2 separate regions of the Homo sapiens genome follow, and region 2 is linked to region 1. A link is an interaction called in ENCODE POLR2A ChIA-PET data of the cell type or tissue named here. Cell type or tissue: K562. All regions are shown on one strand. Each heading gives the region's core, and the rest is flanking DNA. Links, peaks and the distances in the headings are about the cores only.

Region 1 (10,355 bases), core at 3,178-8,177:
AGGAGTTCGAGACCAGCCTGGCCAACATGGCGAAACCCCGTCTCTACTAAAAGTACAAAAAACTTGCCGGGTGTGGTGGTGCATGCCTGTAGTCCCAGCTACTTGGGAGGCTGAGGCAGGAGAATCGCGTGAACTCAGGAGGCGGAGGTTGCAGTGAGCCAAGATTGTGCCACTGTACTCCAGCCTGGGCAACAGAGGGAGACTCCAACTCAAAAAATGAAAAAAATGAAAAAAAAAAAGAGTACAAAAAAATTAGCCGTGTGCGGTGGCAGGCGCCTGTAATCCCAGCTACTCAGGAGGCTGAGGCAAGGGAATTGCTGAGGCAAGAGAATTGAAACCTGGGAGGCAGAGGTTGCAGTGAGCCGAGATCGCGCCTCTGCACTCCAGCCTGGACAACAAGAGCAAGAATCCATCTCAAAAAAAAAAAAAAAGAAAGAAAAAAACAGAAGGATAAACTGATGAAGTTCTATATGCTGAAAATGATGAACAGAAGTTAATGAAAAAGAGAAAAACAATGCATAAAGCAAAAAAAATGAAGATCTTCATTGTGTATTGAAAGAGTAGATCCATCTGGCTGGGCACGATGGCTCACACCTGTAGTCCCAGAACTTTGGGAGGCTGAGGTGGGTGGATCACTTGAGGTCAGGTGTTCAAGACCAGCTGGCCAACATGGTGAAACCCCATCTCTACTAAAACTACAAAAATTAGCTGGGCGTGGTGGCAGGTGCCTGTAATCCCAGCTACACAGGAGGCTGAGGCAGGAGAATTTCTTGAACCCCGGAGATGGAGGTTGCAGTGACTTGAGATCATGCCACTGCACTCCAGCCTGGATGACAGAGCAAGACTCTGTCTCAACAAAAAAGAAGAGTAGATCCATCAGCATTGCACTGATGGATCCATCCAACATGTGCCGCTTAATGGTATACTGAAGGTGAAACAAGCAAGATCTATCACGATGAACAGAAAATTTAAGGAAACTGAATATTCAACAGGCTGATTGCAGATTTTTTGGGGTGTGGGGACAGGTCTCACTCTATTACCCAGGCTGGAGTGCAGTGACATAAATATGGCTCACTGCAGACTCAGCCTCCTAGGCTCAAGCAGTCCTCCCACCTCAGCCTCCCAAGTAGCTGGGAACACACACACATACACCATCATGCCAGGCTAATAAATTTTTTGCAGAGACAGGGTCTTGCCATGTTGCCCAGGCTGGTCGTAAACTCCTAGGCTCAAGAAACCCTCCCACTTTGGCCTCCCAAACTGTTGGGATTACAGGTATGAGCCACTGCACCTGGCTGGTTGCAGAAATTTAAGACGAGACATGATGTTACATTTTTAAAGATTTGTAGGCCAGGTGCAGTGGCTCATGCCTGTAATCCCAGCACTTTGGGAGACTGAGGCGGGTGGATCACTTGAGGTCAGGAGTTTGAGACCAGCCTGGCCAACATGGTGAAACCCTGTCTCTACTAAAAAAAAACACAAAAATTAGCCGGGCATGGTGGTGGACGCCTGTAATCCCAGCTACTCCGGAGGCGGAGGCAGGAGAATTGCTTGAACCCAGGAGGTGGAGGTTGCAGTGAGCCGAGATGGAGCCACTGCACTCCAGCCTGGGCAACAGAGTGAGATTCTGTCTCAAAAAAAAAAAAAAGAAAAGAAAAAAAAAAGAGAAAATGCATGATGAGCTTATTGAGGGGCAAGAGCAGAATGCATTCATAACAAAATCATGTCTAAGACAAAAACCATTGGTAATGAAGCAGATGAAGCCTGGTGTGGCAGTTCATGCCTGTAATCCCAGCACTTTGGAAGGCAAAGGTGGGAGGATCGCTTGAGTCCAGGAGTTGGAGACCAGCCTGGGCAACATGGCAAGACCCCATCTCTACAAAAAATTTAAAAAATTAGCTGGGCATGGTAGTGTGCACCTGTGGTCCCAGCTACGTGGGAGGCTGAGGTGGGAGGATCATGTGAGCCCGGGAAGTCATGGCTGCAGTGAGCCAAGATCACACCACTGCACTCCAGCCTGGGCAACAGAGCAAGACCCTGCCACAAAACAAAACAAAAAACAAAAAACAAACAAAAAAAAATAGAAAAAAAAAAAAAAAGGCAGATGACTCTGGAGGAAACATTTTAAAAAGCCATCCAGGAGAATGCCTCCTTGTCCCTAGGGGACCCACTTCCTGCTCCCTCAACTGCTTCTGATGTTTCTTCTCACCTTAAAAAAAATACAGTGTAGTCCCCTCTCTCCTCTCCCTTCTCCCCTCTCCCCTCTCCCTCTCGGTCTCCCTCTCCCTCTCTTTCCACGGTCTCCCTCTGATGCCGAGCCGAGGCTGGACTGTACTGCTGCCATCTCGGCTCACTGCAGCCTCCCTGCCTGATTCTCCTGCCTCGGCCTGCCGAGTGCCTGCGGTTGCGGGCGCGCGCCGCCACGCCTGACTGGTTTTCATGCTTTTTTGGTGGAGACGGGGTTTCGCTGTGTTGGCCGGGCTGGTCTCCAGCTCCTGGCCGCGAGTGATCCGCCGGCCTCGGCCTCCCGGGGTGCCGGGATTGCAGACGGAGTCTGGTTCACTCGGTGCTCGGTGGTGCCCAGGCTGGAGTGCAGTGGCGTGATCTCGGCTCGCTACAGCCTCCATCTCCCAGCCGCCTGCCTTGGCCTCCCAGAGTGCCGAGATTGCAGCCTCTGCCCGGCCGCCACCCCGTCTGGGAGGTGGGGAGTGTCTCTGCCTGGCCGCCCATCGTCTGGGACGTGGGGAGCCCCTCTGCCTGGCTGCCCAGTCTGGAGAGTGAGGAGCGTCTCTGCCCGGCCGCCATCCCATCTGGGAAGTGAGGAGCGCCTCTTCCCGGCCGCCATCCCACCTGGGAGGTGAGGAGCGTCTCTGCCCGGCCGCCCATCGTCTGAGATGTGGGGAGCGCCTCTGCCCCGCCGCCCCGTCTGGGATGTGAGGAGCGCCTCTGCCCGGCCGCGACCCCGTCTGGGAGGTGAGGAGCGTCTCTGCCCAGCCGCCCCGTCTGAGAAGTGAGGAGACCCTCCGCCCAGCATCCGCCCCGTCTGCGAAGTGAGGAGCCCCTCCGCCCGGCAGCCGCCCCGTCTGAGAAGTGAGGAGCCCCTCTGCCCGGCAGCCACCCCGTCTGGGAAGTGAGGAGCGTCTCCGCCCGGCAGCCGCCCCGTCCGGGAGGGAGGTGGGGGGGTCAGCCCCCCGCCCAGCCAGCCGCCCCGTCCGGGAGGGAGGTGGGGGGGTCAGCCCCCCGTCCGGGAGGTGAGGGGCGCCTCTGCCCGGCCGCCCCTACTGGGAAGTGAGGAGCCCCTCTGCCCGGCCACCACCCCGTCTGGGAGGTGTACCCAACAGCTCATTGAGAACGGGCCGGGATGACAATGGCGGTTTTGTGGAATAGAAAGGGGGGAAAGGTGGGGAGAAGATTGAGAAATCGGATGGTTGCCGTGTCTGCGTAGAAAGACGTAGACATGGGAGACTTTTCATTTTGTTCTGTACTAAGATAAATTCTTCTGCCTTGGGATCCTGTTGATCGGTGACCTTACCCCCAACCCTGTGCTCTCTGAAACATGTGCTGTGTCCACTCAGGGTTAAATGGATTAAGGGCGGTGCAAGACGTGCTTTGCTAAACAGATGCTTGAAGGCAGCATGCTCGTTAAGAATCATCACCACTCCCTAATCTCAAGTACCCAGGGACACAAACACTGCGGAAGGCCGCAGGGTCCTCTGCCTAGGAAAACCAGAGACCTTTGTTCACTTGTTTATCTGCCGACCTTCCCTCCACTATTGTCCTATGACCCTGCCAAATCCCCCTCTGCGAGAAACATCCAAGAATGATCAATAAAAATTAAAAAAAAAAATACATTGTACAGTAATCTTTTAATCAAAACACTGCATCATAGGTGGAGACTGAAAGCCTGCCACTTGTGGTCGCTGTTTTTTGTTTGTTCGTTTGTTTGTTTTGAGACAGGGTCTTGCTCTATCACCCAGGCTGGAGTGCAGTGGTGTGATCTTGGCTCACTGCAAGCTTCTTCTCCTCGGTTCAAGCGATTCTCCTGCCTCAGCCTTCCGAGTAGCTCGGATTACAGGCATGCACCACCAGGCCCGGTTAATTTTTGTATTTTTAGTAGAGACGGGGTTTCACCCCGTTGGCCAGGCTGGTCTCGAACTCCTGACCTTAAGTGATCCACCCGCCTTAGCCTCCCAAAGCGCTGGGATTACAAGTGTGAGCCACAGCACCTGGCCTGGTTGGCGGGGCCGGGGTCGGGTGTGGTGGTGGGGGGAGGGGGGGTGGGTCGCTGTTGTTTCACAGCTGATCCAGGTTTTCTGGTGATGCTCCTCTGCTGCTTAGTTGCCCTGAACACATTACTTTTTCACTGTATTAATGACATAGCATATATTTTGCTGTTAAGAACTTATTTTTTATTTTTGAGACGGAGTCTCGCTCTGTCACCCAGGCTGGAGTGCAGTGGCGCGACCTCGGCTCACTGAAAGCTCCGCCTCCCAGGTTCACGCCATTCTCCTGCCTCAGCCTCCAGAGTAGCTGGGACTACAGGCGCCCGCCACCACGCCCGGCTAATTTTTTTTTTTTTTTTTTTTTGTATTTTTAGTAGAGACGGAGTTTCACCGTGTTAGCCAGGATGGTCTCGATTTCCTGACCTCGCGATCCGCCCGTCTCGGTCTCCCAAAGTGCTGGGATTACAGGCGTGAGCCACCGCGCCCGGCCGCTGTTAAGTACTTATATGTGAATAAGCGTAAGAAAGTATTGCTTATCAATAGCATATACATTTACAGTCTGGAAAAATGGTTAGGCCAACCAACCAGAGATTGTCCACAAGGGTGGCTGAGATAGTGACACCTTTGCTTTCTGATGGTTCAATGTACACAAACTTTGTTTCATGCACAAACTTACTTAAAATATTGTATAAAATTACCTTCAGACTATGTGTATAAGGTGTATATGGAACATAAATTAATTTCATATTCAGACTTGGGTTCCATCCCCAAGATATCTCATTATGTTTATGCGAATATTCCATAATCCGGAAAAATCCCAAATCTAAAAACCGTCTGGTCCCAGGCTTTTCAGGTTAGGAATACGCACCCTGTAGTAACTTGCCCAAGGTCACATAGCTACTAGCTGGTCGAGACAGGACCACATCTGCCTGTCTTCAAGCTCGGGACTCTTAAACCACCACTCCTTTCCGTTTGTATAAATTCTATTTGTGCCCGGAGTGGTGGCTCACGCCTGTAATCCCAGCACTTTGGGAGGCCAAGGCGGGTGGATCATTTGAGGTCAGGAGTTCCATACCAGCCCGACCAACATGGTGAAACCCCATCTCTACTAAAAATACAAACAAATTAGACCGGTATGGTGGTGCGTGCCTGTAATCCCAGCTACTTGGGAGGCTGAGGCAGGAGAATCGCTTGAACCCGGGAGGCGGAGGTTGCAGTGAGCCGATATCGCGCCACTGCACTTCAACCTGGGTGACACAGCGAGGCTCCGTCTCAAAAAATAAATAAATAAATAAATTATATTTGTTTACGTTGTTACAGAATAAATTTGCGTCATAATTTGCATGATTGATTTAATGTAGTTTTGGCGTTCTCATCACACAAGGACCACCAGCTCGTGACACTGGGAGGAGAGAACGTCCTCAAGGTCCGGAAACTCAAGGACGTGCTGATTCGGGAGCTTTCAAAAACTATTTTTGGAAAACCCAGATCCCGGTCTTCAGCCAGCGTCGCCTGCAGTGGCTAGCACTACCCACAAGGGAGAAGCCGACGCTGCAGGGCTTTGCCAAATGCGCCTCTCTTCCTCGTCTTCATCTCTGTGGTTAGCCTGGGAAAAGAGCCCGCCTCCTGGCCCATAAGGCCCTCGGCCGGAAGCTCCGCTTTCTCTTCCTGCTCTCCATCATGGCGGTGAGTAGCTGGGACCTGGATTTGCTTTCCTTTATCCGTCGCCATCCATGGCAGGCCGAGCCTGCGGGGGCTACTTCGCCCGCAGCCCGAGGAATATGGAGCCCGCAATGCCTGCTGGCCCAAAACTAGCAGAGCCGTTCGAGCCAAGGACGCAGGGTTGAATTCTGTCACTTTCCCTGCCATCGTTTTAGGAGCGGCTCCGGGCACTTGCCCGGAGTGCTCAGAAGCACGGTCAGGAGGCTGCAGCGGGGGCAGATGGGGTGAATGGAGGGTTCTGAGGCAGGGGGGTCCGGGCCTTTTCCTGGTCCCGGGGACTTGAGACTTGCTCGGTGCTAGGAAACCTTAGTCGGTTGCTCCGCTTAGGGAAGGTGCCAGCCTTTAGACAGCTTCCGAATAGGATGCTGGACGTCGCATAACCACGTGTTTCCTGTTAACTGAGCAATTAAGTTCTGTTTCTTCGCTCACTCCCCTTAGTTGGCCTTACAATGGGGGCGCTCTTTGTTACCCTGAGCCTCTTAGGGTTCGATCTCAGTGTCCGTATCTTTTAACACTCAATAACTGTCCTGAGTTTTCTCTTCACCCGTTCCGTTCGTGGAGGAAGGATAGGTTCCGAGCTGTCTTCTTCCCTTGATGTCCCCTAAACATTATACCTTTTAAACATTCAGGGTCTTCGTTACGATTTGGGATGAGCAGAAATAAAAATGCTGTGCAGATAGAAAGTAGTAAAACTCAGGGCCCTCAGCTGTGAGTGTATTGACTGCTGCTCTTCCCTGTTGCAGCAGGATCAAGGTGAAAAGGAGAACCCCATGCGGGAACTTCGCATCCGCAAACTCTGTCTCAACATCTGTGTTGGGGAGAGTGGAGACAGACTGACGCGAGCAGCCAAGGTGTTGGAGCAGCTCACAGGGCAGACCCCTGTGTTTTCCAAAGGTGAGTAGTCACAAGGACATACAGGGTTTGCCTGCTTGGGTCGCTTGGTTGTTTCTTGATTTACCTGCTGTCGAGTCTGTTTAGAAAGTGACAGTCGGCATCACTTAAAGCATTAAATTCATGAGCCGGCCAAGAGGTGTCTTTTTTTTTTTTTTTTATTCAAGATGGCGTGTGGGATTGGAACACTAGATTTTATTTGAGCAGATCTTAAGCTAAGACTAGCCCAAGTAAAGATTTTCCTAAGTAACTAGGATATGAGATAGAGTGGAAATGTCAGGAACGAAGTAAAGATCATTAGATCTGATTAGCAGTTAGGGTTATATAGGCTGCATTAAGAACAGGGCTGTACGGGAGCATGAGGCTTCAGTGGCCTATATTAGTGCCACTGCACTCCAGCCTGGTTGACCCTATCTCAAAAGTTGTATACAGATTGCCTGGGTTTGAGTGATGGCTTCACCATTTGCTGGTCTGACTCTGGGCTCTCTGGACCTCTGCTTTTTTCTTTGCATAAAGAGGGTAATACTTTATAATTGTGGAAGATAAAATGAGTTGTACATGTGTAGTTGCTTTAGGACAGTGAAATATGGCAAGTCTTTGGATTCCACTCCTGCTTTTTGTTACCAGCTGTGATGTTTGGCAAGTTAATAAACCTCTCAAAACCTCACCTGTAAAATATGGATAACAGTACAATAAGGTTTCAGCAAATAGTAGATGTTGTCAATAATGCTTTGTTTTCTTTGGAACATGATAATCTTACTAGTGGCTTCTTCGGCCTATTCTGGTTGTGACCTTGCCCTTCCTGGAACTTCGGCGTTATGACTGTTCTTAACTGCTGAAGGATGGCTGGATGTCTGGAAATGGGAAAATCTGTGCTGTGGATGAAATCTTATTAATAGATGTGGGAGACACTAATTAGAACACCACAACTTAAAAGAGTGTGGATGAATGCTTAATGTCTCTTTAAGTCATGGAGATGGTGTTCTGGGAAAGAGGTGAGTGTAGTGGGGGTATGATGGCATCTGACTCCTTGTTACCCACTTCCTGCAGCTAGATACACTGTCAGATCCTTTGGCATCCGGAGAAATGAAAAGATTGCTGTCCACTGCACAGTTCGAGGGGCCAAGGCAGAAGAAATCTTGGAGAAGGGTCTAAAGGTGAGCCTAATCCCCTAATGGAGTGATATTGATCAGCACTCCTTTAGTAACACATGTAGATAAGTTACATTTAATGTTCTGTTCTTTGGTGTCTTGATATTTATTTACTTAAGCTTCTAAAAGGCTTTTTCTACAATCAGCAGGGTTAAACTGTTCTTGGTGGTTTAAAAGATGCTTGAGGCTGGGCACGGTGGCTCAACGCCTGTAATCCCAACACTTTGGGAGGCCAAGGCGGTTGGATCATTTGTGGCCAGGAGTTCGAGACCATCCTGGCCAACATGGTGAAACACCATCTCTACTAAAAAAAGATAAAAATTAGCCGGGCTTGGTGGCGGGCTCCTGTAGTCCCAGCTACTCGGGAAGCTGAGGCACGACAATTGCTAGAACCTGGGAGGTAGAGGTTGCAGTGAGCTGATATTGTGCCACTGCACTCCAGCTTAGGCCACAGAGTGAGACTCTTGTCTCAAAAAAAAAAAAGAAAAAGGATGCTTGGGAGTCATTTCATGCCTCTGCTTTCTCTGGGTTTTTCTCTGCTCTTTGGAAGCTGGGAGAGGTCATACTGGGTAGTTGGGGTGTGAATCTATAGTCGAGGTATAGTGAGGAAGTCAGGTTGTGTTCTCAGCCAAGTTTCATTGACTTCTGTTTGCTCTGGGGTGCATGTTGCAGGCTGAGCTATTAATAGTTACTTGGGGGTGGGAGGGAGTTGAAGATGACAAGGAATGTTATTGCTGCATTTTTCTCCACAGGTGCGGGAGTATGAGTTAAGAAAAAACAACTTCTCAGATACTGGAAACTTTGGTTTTGGGATCCAGGAACACATCGATCTGGGTATCAAATATGACCCAAGCATTGGTATCTACGGCCTGGACTTCTATGTGGTATGAATATTTAATCTTTTCCCGCTCCTGGTCTGTGAGGAGAGGGGAATCTTTATTTCATATGTGGTATGTTGGTGTTCACATGTTGAGTTGCAGCTTTGAATATTGTCTGCCTTTGTGTTCTCCTCCCCCTTGGGGAAATGTGCCTCATTTGTGGCAAATGTAGGGGTGCAGCTCTGAACAAGGTGGACAAGATCCCTGCTGTTGGGGAACTTGCAGTCGAGGATCTGTAAAGCACCCACATGGCTTAAAGGTGGATGAAGGAAACTGTTCCCTCCAGCCAGTGATTTGAAACTTTGGAGAGAGGCAGTATTGGTGCCACATTTGGCCTATGGGTTGGTTGGCTGCACTGAGGCTGTTCTCCCCCTGGTTCTTCCTATAGAAACAGCTTTGGGTGATGCAGTGGTTTGCTCAGGAAGGGGGTTTTAACATAGAAATGACCTTTTGTGTTACTGCCGTGTTTTGGTCCAACAATAAAACTGAATAGCCTAAATCAGAAGTCCTGACTAGTGTGGAACCTGAAAGATGGTGGCACCCTCATTAGACAGACAAGTAATAAGACTTGGATACTCACAGGATGTTGGAGGAACAGCACACCTTTGGGAAGCATTTTTGAGCTGAAGCAGAAGGAAGAAAATATATATATTTGTGCTTCTCAGAGTTGTATGTTTTCTACACTGCTGGTGTGGCAATAGATTTTTAAATGTTACTTTTAAAAAGAAAAATGGAGATTTGGGAGCAGTAATGGAGGATCCTCAGCACCACTGGAAAATAGGCTGGGTTAGGGGGGTGCTGAAAGTTCCAGCCTCCAAAGCAAACTTACAGTATGGCTGTGTGTTGCGTGGGATGCTGGTGGCAGCTTTGTCAGACACAGATCATGGGTCTTGCTCCAGAATCCATTGGGCTGCCAAGTGACTCTTTGAAGATCTGTCTGTAATGTGTGAGTCTTGTCCATCTGCTCTTGACTCTGAGCTGGCTAGGTGACTGTTGGTTATTCCTGGGACAGGTGCTGGGTAGGCCAGGTTTCAGCATCGCAGACAAGAAGCGCAGGACAGGCTGCATTGGGGCCAAACACAGAATCAGCAAAGAGGAGGCCATGCGCTGGTTCCAGCAGAAGGTAAAGCTGATTTATCTCAAGTGAAGTGGTGGAATGTGATGTTGGTGAATGGAGTTGGGATTTGGGGATGCAAAATATAGTACTATTTGCTGGGTATCTTCTTTAAAGTTAGAATATTGGGCATCTTGACAAATCAGGGGCTTCCAGGGATGATGGTTTAAAAGAACATCCAGAACTAGGCCTTCTCCCTGTCACCATGAATGGGGGTAGATGGAAGGGGAGGAATATGGCTTTTAACAGGAGCCCCCTTTCTCAGATGATAGTGCAGTTCAGCACAGTGTAAAAACCAGCCAGCTTCCTATTTAGTCCAGAAAAGGATGGGATTCAGAGCCCAAGTTCATGTATCAATCAGATGTGAATTCTCAAA
Region 2 (10,355 bases), core at 2,178-7,177, 160 kb before region 1:
GCTAATTTTTGTATTTTTAGTATAGACGGGGTTTCACCACGTTGGCCAGGCTGGTCTGGAACTCCTGACCTCAGGTTATCTGCCCACCTTGGCCTCCCAAAGTGCTGGGATTATAGGTGTGAGCCACCACGCTCAGCCTATCCAGGATATTGACTGAAAATATCAAGAGGCAGCAACCCCCTCCAACTTAGCTTTAGGAAGGCACCACCTGGGCAGCCTCTGGATCTTAAAAACCTTTGGGGTGGCAGAGACTGGATTAATCTGTGCTTCCCTTCCCTTTGAATCACTTATTCAGCTCCTTGTCTGCATGTGGGAGAAAGACCCTGGTTAGCCCCTGCTCTTCTGATTTAGAAAAATTTACCTTGACCTAAACATTAAAACGTTTTAAAAATAATAAATTCCCAAATAAAACACTGGTCATTGAGTTTAGATCATGAGAGCAGTACATGGTATGGTAGAAGTAGTGCGAGACTGGCCAGGCATGGTGGCTCACGCCTGTAATCCCACCACTTTGGGAGGCCGAGGCGGGTGGATCATTTGAGGTCAGGAGTTTAAGACCAGCCTGGCCAACATGGTGAAACTGTGTCTCTACTAAAAATACAAAAATTAGGCAGGGATGGTGGCATGTACCTGTAGTCCCAGCTACCTGGGAGGCTGAGGTGAGAGAGTTGCTTGAACCCCAGAGGTGGAGGTTGCAGGGAGCCAAGATGGCACCACTGCAATCCACATTTGGTGACAGAGCGAGACCTGTCTCACAACAACAACAACAACAACAACAACAACAACAAAAAAAAACACAGAAGTAATGCAAGATTTACATGTCCAGGCTCTAGTCCTGACTCCACTCTGAGACTATGGGCAAGTCACTCAAGCTCTCTGAGTCTCAAGTTGCCTGATTAGTAAAGACAGACAAGCCTACCTACCTGGCAGGATCAAATAATAAAATACGCAGGAAGCTTTTGTAAACTGGAAAGTGATCCAAATATGACTACCAGTGATTGGGCAGGGCACTGCCCTCTGCCCCTGCCCCACCCCACCCCAGAGGCCCCATCAGCACTGCTTACTTTTGGGGCTGGGGAGGCCATCCACTCTGATGCACTTCCCCTTGGGGGTTGGGAACTCAGGGACGACGGGCCTCCCAATCCCCTCCAGATCCAGCTTCCTTTTGGCCTTGGAGAAAAGGGGGAGAGAGAGGCAGAGTTTGAGAATCATTCCTCCTTTAGCCTTTCCCTGATGTGGGGCCAAAGCAATGAAGCCACTTAGCAGCCACCTCTGTGCCTCAGTTTACCGCCAGTCCTGGTGAAGCACTGCTGTACTTGATAGGAAAACATCAGTGACCTGAGAAGTGAGCTTTCAGGGGAAATCTTGTTTTCTGAAGGGCAAATAAAACTCCCATCCTCTGAGGCCCAGGCACTTGAGACCCTACCAAAGCCAGTCTGGCCAAGGGCTCAGAGCTCCTTAACCACGGGCCCTAAGCCGGCTCCTATACCTGCTCCTCACCCCACCACACCCAGAGGATGATACCAGGAGGAAGCAGTGGGTGGGGCCTAAACCACATCAGGGTGGGGAAAGGGCCCCCCTACAGAAGCAGCTGGCCCAGCTAGACTGAGTGCCCATCACAGTCCCACAGCTGGTCCTTATCAGGGCGGGGCTGGGCATCCGCCCAGACCCAGGGGACTTCCTGGCTCAGTGCCACAACCCAGGGAGGTGCCCACAGTGGGAAGCAGTGCAAACATCCCCACCCCCATGTTTGGGCTCCAGCTTGAGGGCCCCAGGGCCTCCTGAATAGACTGCATTTGCCATTCTTTCTTTGCCGAGAGGGGCAGACAATGAATCCTTCCCGTGTCTTAAGGACAAGCAGCTGAGGCCACCCCCCCCCTCCAGCTCCCCCTTTCTGTTCCCGCCAAGCTTGGGAAACACCTGCTGGGGAAATCAAACCACAGACCCATCTGCTCCTCTCCACCCTGTTGCCACCCGGGCCCCAATTAGGCCCAGAGCTGCACTGGCCCGGAAAGGGCCTCTCTCCTGGTTAGGGCTGGGCAGGGGCAGGGCAGGGGCAGAGCTGGGGCACTGGGACACTGGGACATAGGTCAGAGACCCATGCTTGAATCTCCAGCTCCTTCGCAGGCTCACGGTACAAGTTGGGGGAAATGTTACACATCTAAGGAGCCTCAGTTTCTTCCTCTGTAAATGGGGTAAAAATGCCTACCTCAAGGGGCTATTGTAAGGATTCAAGGAAGGCACTACCTGGGCAGCCTCTGCATCTTAAAAACCCTGGAACAGGCTGAATTAATCCCCGCGTGGCTTCCCTTTGAAGCACTTATTTAGCTCCCTGTCTGCATGTGGGAGAAAGACCCTGGTTAGCTCCTGCTCCTTTAACTTCTGTAAAGTTCTCAGCCTGTGTCTCAGCACACAGTAGGTGTTCAGGAAACACAGAGTCCCTTCCCTAAAATCTAATCTCGACCTCTTCCTTCATACATCCTTCTGGGGGTCATCGAGCCCATTTCTTTCCTCTTTCCAACTCTGGATCCCCCAGACACCCCTACCCTGGCTTGGACAGAGAGGCCTATTTTAACATTTAGTGGTGAGGTCATGCTCAGCAGGGCTGAGACTTCTAACTGCTGCTGAGCACAGCTGGGCTGACAGGTGTTGGAGGTGGTGACAGCTCTTCCTGCTGTCAGTTCCCCTTCCCCCACTCCTGCCCCCTCCAGGAAGTCTTCCTGGGCTGATGTGAGGAGCCCTGCTCCTTGGTTTGAGGAGCCTGGATATAACACTCTTGCTTTCCACCACTACCGAGACCTGGAAACCATCCAAACACTTTACTGCTCATTCTTGAATGAGTCTCTTGAATATTCCTTTTCTACCTTCCTAACTGGTGAAATCCTATATTCTAGAGATTTAGCCCCATGCTGTCACTAGAGAAAGGGCCAGTCACTGGCTGAGACCTTCCACATGCCCTGAACCACGCCCCAACATTCATCACTTCACTGAATCTTCCCATACCACTAATCCCCATTGTACAGCTGAAGTAATTGAGGCTTGGGGAGCTCCGAGGCCTCCATCAATCCTGACCAAGGCTGCACATCCTAGTATTCTTCATATATCCCCCAGCAGGAGCACCAAGGGCAGGGAGAGGAAGGGAAGCTCAGGTGGAGTTCTACCTGAGGCAGAGGTGGGGCAGCCCAGAGCCTCCCCAGCCACACCTGTCTCCCCCGCCAGAACAAACCAGAAAGAATCCCAGGAAGACCTTGAACAGAATATCTATGCTGAGCCTGTTACATGCTCGTAACAGTCCTACCACATCAGTATTGGCACTGGCTCTCGGAAGCCAAAAAATGGAGACTTACAGAGAGTAAGCACATGCCCAAGGTCACACAAAGGCCGGAGCCAGGGTTTGAACCCAGGCCTGTCTGACTGCAAAGCCATGTACCAGGCTGCCTCAGCTGCATCCCACACACGCTGCCCCAGGATTTGCTAGAATTTGGGCCAAGGCCTGGGCTACGCCCACCTGCCCCCATCACTGCATGTACTTGCACACACACACACACACACACACACACACAGCCTTCTCTCTTTTCTCACTCTCCTTCACCCTTATTCTGCACTCCCAGGGTCCCAATGCGGCAAGTGTCCCCCTAAGGATACCTCCCTGACACCTTTGGACAGTGCCCAGAGGAAAGTCAGCCTATGGCTTGGGCTGAACCTGCAGAACACAGGTGGCAGAGGACAAGCCCAGGAGGATCAGCATCAAGGTGAGGCTGAGCACAGGTCTTGGAGTCAGACTGGCCTGGCTTTGCATCTAGGCCTTCCCCTTCTTAGCTGGGAAATCAGTTGACGTCAAGTCACCTATAAAATGGGCATCATTGTCTCCACCTATGCTGAGGATTCAGTGAGATAGTGCAGCAAAGCGCTTTGCCCATAGGGAGTGCCCCCACCAGGGAGCTGCTAGCACTGATGTATGGGGAGCACCAGTGGGAAAAGGGGAAAGTTCAAGGGTGAGCTGAAAAGAGACTGCGATGAGGGGAGGAGAGCAAAGGCTATGGCCACAGCCAGAGGCCAGCTTAGCCCTATCCTGGACGCTCTTAGGCAGCCCCTTTGGCTGGATCTTCAAGGCCTGGTCAGGACGCAAGCCCACCCTGCCAACCCCTATGGAGAAGAGTACAGCTCCTTCCTCAGGCAGCTGCAGAAGTGCAGAGGGTCAGAGATCACCAGGCACAACCCCCTTACGGGCACCACGGTGAGGAAACTGGGACTTGGGGAAGAGGAATTGACTTGCCCAAGGTCACGCAGAGTGGAGCCTGGTCTCTCCTAAGCCCTAAGTCAGATGGTGGGGGTAGGAGCAAATGTAAGGGGTCGAACCTTGCTTTCAGATCCCAGCTCTGCCACTTCGTAGCTGAACAGCCTGGGATTCACTGTCTTGCCTCTCTGAGCCTACACCTCCTCACCTGACCTGCCTTGTAGAGTTGTGTGTTAAAATGTTTATTTTCTTTCATGCCTCACAAGAGGAAATCTGGAAAATGTAGACAAATTGAAAGAAAAGGAGGACCGGGCGTGGTGGCTCACGCTTGTAATCCCAGCACTTTGGGAGGCCAAGGCGGGTGGATCACCTGAGGTCAGGAGTTCGAAGCTAGCCTGGCCAACATGGTGAAACCCCATCTCTACTAAAAATACAAAAAGTAATCCCAGCTACTTGGGAGGCTGAGACAGGAGAATCATTTGAACCTGGGAGGTGGAGTTTGCAGTGAGCAGAGATGGCGCTATTGCAAGCCAGCCTGGGCAGAGCTTCCTGCAGGCGTGAAAGAGAATGATGCCATGCGCCTGGCCAGAGGAGGCATGCGATAAAGGGGCATTCCCTGAGCCTTCCTCAGAGGACTTGGAAAGAGCTCTGGACAGGGAGCCAGGAGATCTGGGTTGTGGCCTTCATTCTGCCATTGAACTTGGTTGCCATCCTTGGACAGTGCCTGAGGTCCCTTTAAACAGAAGCTCCACAACAAATCCTGCTCACCCTGCACTTTGCAGCCCGGCCACAAAGCAAGCGGCCACACCCAGGGTTGGGTTTGGAGCTGTTCCAGGTCACGCCCTTGTAAAATGAGTAAGCAGAGGGCAGGCCTGCCCACGGGGCTGGGCCCCGGGCATCTGGGGATTGACAGGAGCGGGAGCTCTGGGCCTGGCAGGGCTTTAGGGTGGTCTGCTGCAAGGAGACTCCCCTGCTTCTTCACTTGTGACCCAGGCAAGTGACTTCCTTTCTTTGCTCAGTTTCCTTATCTGCAAGGTGCCTCATTCTGGACATCCTGACCAAGATAATGAACGTGAAGAGTGCCAAGCAGTGTCTGGCACACGAGAGGCACTCAGTAAAAGAGAGACCTTCTTGCTAAGATCACTGAGCCCTTCTGGGAGGGAGGTACAGACAGATGTACTTGGGCTCCTCTGGGAGGGTTCAAAGCAGTGTAAAACCACAGCTGTTACTGAAACTTCCAGTCTGAAAGCAGCTGGCCAGAGGAGAGTGGGCCTGCCGCAAAGCTCCCTTCCCTGGGGGGAGCTCAGCTCCTAAGTTAGGCAGTATTAAAAAAAGTCAAGGCTACATAGAGAAGAGCCTGCTGCCTGACCAGGTGCATTAGAGTAGCTAGCTCATGCCTGTAATCCCAGCACTTTGGGAGGCTGAGGCAAGAGGATTGCTTGAGCCCAGGAGTTTGAGACCAGCCTGGGGAACATAGGGAGACCCCTGTCTCTACAAAAAATAAAAAATAAAAGACAGAAGAGCTGACTGCCTTGTGAGTCCCATCACTCTACCCCATCCCCATCTCTGACCTTAGGTCACATCCCCTCTCTGAGCCTCAGTTTCCCCCTGTAACATGGAGCTATTAATGCCATCTATTTCACGAACTACAAAGATGTTTTAGGCTATAAAACACTGAACACAAGATACCCAATCCCAGTTATCCTCGGTTGCTTAACCTGTAAAATGGGGATAATACCATTCCTGCCCACTGCCCTCCTAGTTAGAAATCATGTGCAGGAAGGGTCTCCAGGAAGGTTAACGTTTTGAACATGGGCAAAGCCTGAGTCCACTGGCAGGGAGTGGTGGCTCTGCCTGCATCCAGAGCTGGCTGGGCATCCGTGCTTGCTGACTAGCACAGGTCTGACCAGATGCCTCTGGGGCAGTGGGGGGTGGTCTTATCCCTGTACCCGAACTTATTCACCAAACTCACAACTAAGCAAACCTACAACACCCCCTTCCTCTCCCTGGAGCCTGCTTCCAAAACCCAGGACCTGGAGCTGAATGTGGCTGAGAAGAGCTAGCCCCACAGCCACCCTGTGCACACACGCATTGTGAAGGAGAGAACACTGAAGCCCAGACTGGGTCCAAGACTTGTCCAAGGACACACAGAGAATTAGTGGCAGAGTCACACCAGAAACCAGGCTCCTCAACCACCACCACCTCCACTCCCCCAGGCTTTTCCCACTCCACCCCCCACCCTAAAGTTGTTTTGATTCACACGGGCTCCAGGAATTCCACTCCCACAAAACACACCCTGAGCCCAGGTCAGCAGGCAGCCTGGTGCCACTACACTTTGGGCCCTCTCTGGCAACGAGCCTGGGAGCTTGAGGAGAGAGCAGCCAATCTGAACAGAACCCAAGGGGGCTGCCCACATTTGTATCTGCTACATGGCTGTCTGGGAGGGAAGACTGGGCCTGGGGGAGGACCTAGGGCAGATACTTGGGGCTATCTCAGGAGCTGGCTGGACAATTTGGAGTCTGTCCATGGCAGATTGGATGTGAGAGACCCACTAGACCTATCCCTCTGTCTTACCAAAGTCCCACAGTGTCCCCAGGCCATACTCTTTGCCTGGACAATAGCAGGCACCCAGTACTGGTTTCTGGCCAAACAATGAAGTAATGAATGAATGGCGGCAACGCTGGCTGCATGGACTTCCCCAAGGTCACACAGTGCACTGGGAGTAGTGAGTTGGGTCTCCCTCCAGACTCGCAATCCAGTGCTCATTCCACTCCACTAGAATGGATGAGATTATTTCATCCAAAGTCTGAAAATGAAGGGGTCTTCTACTCAGATATTGGGGGCACTGGGTCCTGGAAACTGAAAGCTCATCTTCCCTCTTCCCAAAACTCTACCTGCTCCACTCAAACTGGATCTCAGGCACCCCTCCCTCCTTTCCCACACCTGGAAAAGCATAGGGGGAAGCGGTGGGGGCCCCCAGCATTACCGGCAGCCGGCCTGCCGGCAGGCATCGCACAACTTGGCCCTCGGGTCCGTGGGGAGTGGCGTCGAGGCAGGTGCCTGGCGCCGCTGCGGGAGGCGCCGTCTGCGGGTACAGCGGTGTGTAGTAGGTAGCAGTAGCTGGGCAGAGCTGGGGGCTGCTGAGGCCGGATGGCCACAGCTCTGTGGGGCTCATCGCGGGCACCACCTTCGGGGTCTGCCCAGCGGCCGAAGCCAAGGCCCGGGGCCCTTGCAGCATAGCGAGTAAGGCGCCCCCTACCCAAAAGGGCTTGGCGCGCCCGCGGACACCTGCGGGTTCCGGTGCTGCCGCCTTTCACACGGCCCGCGGCATGGCGCGGAGGCCGGGGGAAGCCGCCAATGGACGCCTGCGGGGCAAGGCCGGACCCTCCCCTCCTGGCCCGCGGCCGAGCAGAGAGCAGCGCTTAGAGATCGCCGCTTGGAGATCGCCCGGCGGCTGCGGTGGTGGCACTGCCAGGGGCTGTCTCGTCCCGAGGGCACCGCGACCCGGGACGCCCCGCGCTCCCCAAGGCCTCGGCACCTGGGGTCCGGCCGGCTCTGGGGAGGGGTCCCCGGCGTGCCCTCAAGCTCGGCGGAGACGCGATGCGCTGGGATGGGGAGGGGGGTCTCGACTGCACCGACTTCCTTGCGGCTCGCTCTCTAGTCCTTGAGTCTTTCTCTGCCTCTTTTTTTTCTTCTTTTTTTTTTTTTTTTAGCGCCAAACGTCGTGCCGCGAAATTCGGATCTCCCGCGGAAAATGCCGCGCTCCGGTTGGCTGCTGCGACAGTACAGGCTCCACCCCCCCCCCCCCCCCCGGAAAGAACGCGTCCTCGAGGCGGCGATTGCAACACTAGCTTCGCTGCTTAAAGGGGCAGCCACACCTGCTGTTGGTGCCGCCAGCCGCCGGCCGCGCTAGTTAGCAGCCGGCGAGACGGAGACAGAGGGTGGTTCCGGGATTCACAGTGCAGAGGCGGCCAGAGCAGTGCACAGCGCCCCGAGAAATGGGCCCGGATTCCCTGGGATTGAAGGGAAACATTTTGGCGCGGGGTCCCAGCCTGAGCCCAGACCCAGCAGTGTATTCCCCAGGCCACAGGCCCTTTTGTTAGTTTGCATTGTTGCTTAGCTAGCACATGTGCATTCATATCCCCTTTCCTGCTAAAATGAAGGCCAGGAACCTGTTCCCTTTAATGGCAGAGGGGTGAGGGACGGAGGCAAACTAGTCTACTTCTTTGTAGGGAAAACTAACATCTATTCAGCGCCTACAGGATGCCAGGCACCATGCTAGATCCTTACAAGCGTTGTTTTAGTTAATTTATTCCAACAATCCTGGGAAGAGGAATGATGATCCCCATGATAAAGACTGACAGTCTGAAAGGCTGGGTAACTTGCCCAAGGTCATACAGAGAGATTCCCTGATTTGAGAGCTGGCAACAGAATCTGGGACAGGTCCCAGCTCTGGAGCCCTTGTTTTTCCAGTTAAGGGGTTCTTCTACTCTCCCAAGCTGCCTGGGGGCACAGCAGGGTCAGAGTCCCACTGCAGAGCTTTGTCTTGTTCACAGTTGTATTATTAGGACCCAATACTCAGTAAATGTTTGAACATCTCTAGGTTTCTTTTAAACAATCCTTTTGTCACAAGAGCCTCTCTGCCTCATTCAAAAACCTTCATTGCTGATAATACATTCCTCATCACTCCGGTTTAGAGAGGCTCAGAGAAGCAAACTTGGGTAGTGAGTGGTAAAAAGTTGCTAGAAGCTGCTGCTAGATTTCAGGTCTGATTTCTTGCCTGGTGCTGTGTGATTTTTATGCAAGTCTGAGCCTTGGCATTCAAAGCCCTCCAGAGACAGTCCACAGCTTAATTCCTCATTAGATGGTTGAGGCCAAGGTGGCAATAACCCATGATGATTAAGAGCCCAGGCTTTGTAGCCAACAGCCCCGAATTCAAACCCAGGCCCAGACACTTTATTATTCATTGTGTGACCAAGGCAAATTTTGTAAATTCTCTGATCCTTGATCCTTGATTTTCTCCTCCTAATAGCACTTACCTCATATGATCATGAGGAAATCTCATGAGATAATGCATATAAAGCTTTCATCACAGAACCTGGATCATAAGGAGCCTCAAGAATTGGCAGCTGTTGTTATATCTCTGACTTTTTTTTTTTAGACAGAGTCTCACTCTGTCACCAGGTTGGAGTGCAGCGGTGCAATTCTCCTGCCTCAGGTTCAAGTGAGTCTCCTGCCTCAGCCTCCCGAGTAGCTGGGATTACAGGCGCCAGCCACCATGCCTGGCTAATTTTTGTATTTTCAGTAGAGGCAGGGTTTCACCATGTTGGCCACGCTGGTCTCGGACTCCTGACCTCAGGCAATCCGCCCTACTTGGCCTCCCAAAGTGCTGGGATTACAGGTGTGAGTCACCGCTCCCGGTCACATCTCTGACCTTATCTCCAGTGCATAAGACCCTTTTACTCTAGTCTACGTATCTCATTGGTCCTTTTTGGTCCTTTGAGGGCCAGCTTAAATCTCACCTCCTCCAAGAAGCCTCCCCTGCCTGCTTCCTCTCAGCCAGAATGGCTCTTACCCTCTTGGGACCCTTAGTGTGTTCTACCTCAACAAAACAAGGCTTCGTTTTCATACCTTGTTTATCAGTTAGGTTCTATGCTCCTTCAAGAATCTAGGTCAGATCTCTCTAGAATGCCCCTTAGCATCTAGGGCCTGGCTTGGAGTGCAGAAGGCAGGTAATAAATACTGATTATGATTCACTCATCTGCCTGGCTGCAAAGAATAGGAGAAGTTAATGAGATCTGAAGTCAGAAAGTCAGGAGGCCCAGATTAAGTAAGTCCCGCTCTCTACTTCCTAGTTAAGTGACACTGGACAGCCGCTGCTTCACTTCTCTTAACCACAATTTCCTCAACCATCAAATGTGGATAATGCTATCACTCAGTCAATTTCACATTACTTCAGAGACACTACTTAAATGACAGTGGTGGCGATGATCACTGATTTTTATTGAGAACCTACTATACACTGGGCTCTAAGCACCTTGAGCCCCTCCTCTGATCCTCACAACACTGCTCTGAGACGGACACTATTATTATCCCCATTTTACAGATGAGGGAACCT

The links. ChIA-PET counts read pairs that join two places held together with the same protein. Peaks named below come from ENCODE experiments on the same cell type or tissue, not always from the same donor. Only the 100,000 strongest peaks of a DNase experiment are listed, where the experiment ranks them.
Region 2: POLR2A ChIA-PET joins it to region 1 with 16 read pairs; 15 of 35 experiments call an interaction of 5 or more read pairs at or near these places.

Annotation. Positions count from the first base shown.
Region 1 is chr1:23,685,921-23,696,275 of GRCh38, forward strand. RPL11 (ribosomal protein L11) reads left to right here and starts at 5,886. Exons shown (of 6, transcript NM_000975.5): 1 at 5,886-5,909; 2 at 6,689-6,839; 3 at 7,887-7,993; 4 at 8,740-8,871; 5 at 9,878-9,988. The coding sequence starts at 5,904. RefSeq lists an enhancer at 5,848-6,167. In K562, for the core only: CTCF peaks have their summits at 3,902, 5,780, 6,227 and 6,428; DNase peaks (open chromatin) are centred at 5,821 and 6,218; H3K4me3 peaks cover 2,558 bases.
Region 2 is chr1:23,523,319-23,533,673 of GRCh38, forward strand. It overlaps E2F2 (E2F transcription factor 2), which reads right to left and starts at 7,915. Exons shown (of 7, transcript NM_004091.4): 1 at 7,224-7,915; 2 at 1,065-1,170. The coding sequence starts at 7,475. It overlaps LOC101928163 (a long non-coding RNA gene), which reads left to right. Exons shown (of 3, transcript NR_110799.1): 2 at 3,612-3,752; 3 at 4,087-5,101. RefSeq lists silencers at 4,969-5,165, 7,321-7,469, 8,007-8,146 and an enhancer at 5,184-5,313. In K562, for the core only: no CTCF peak of the experiment used is centred there; DNase peaks (open chromatin) are centred at 5,043, 5,503 and 6,723; H3K4me3 peaks cover 1,195 bases.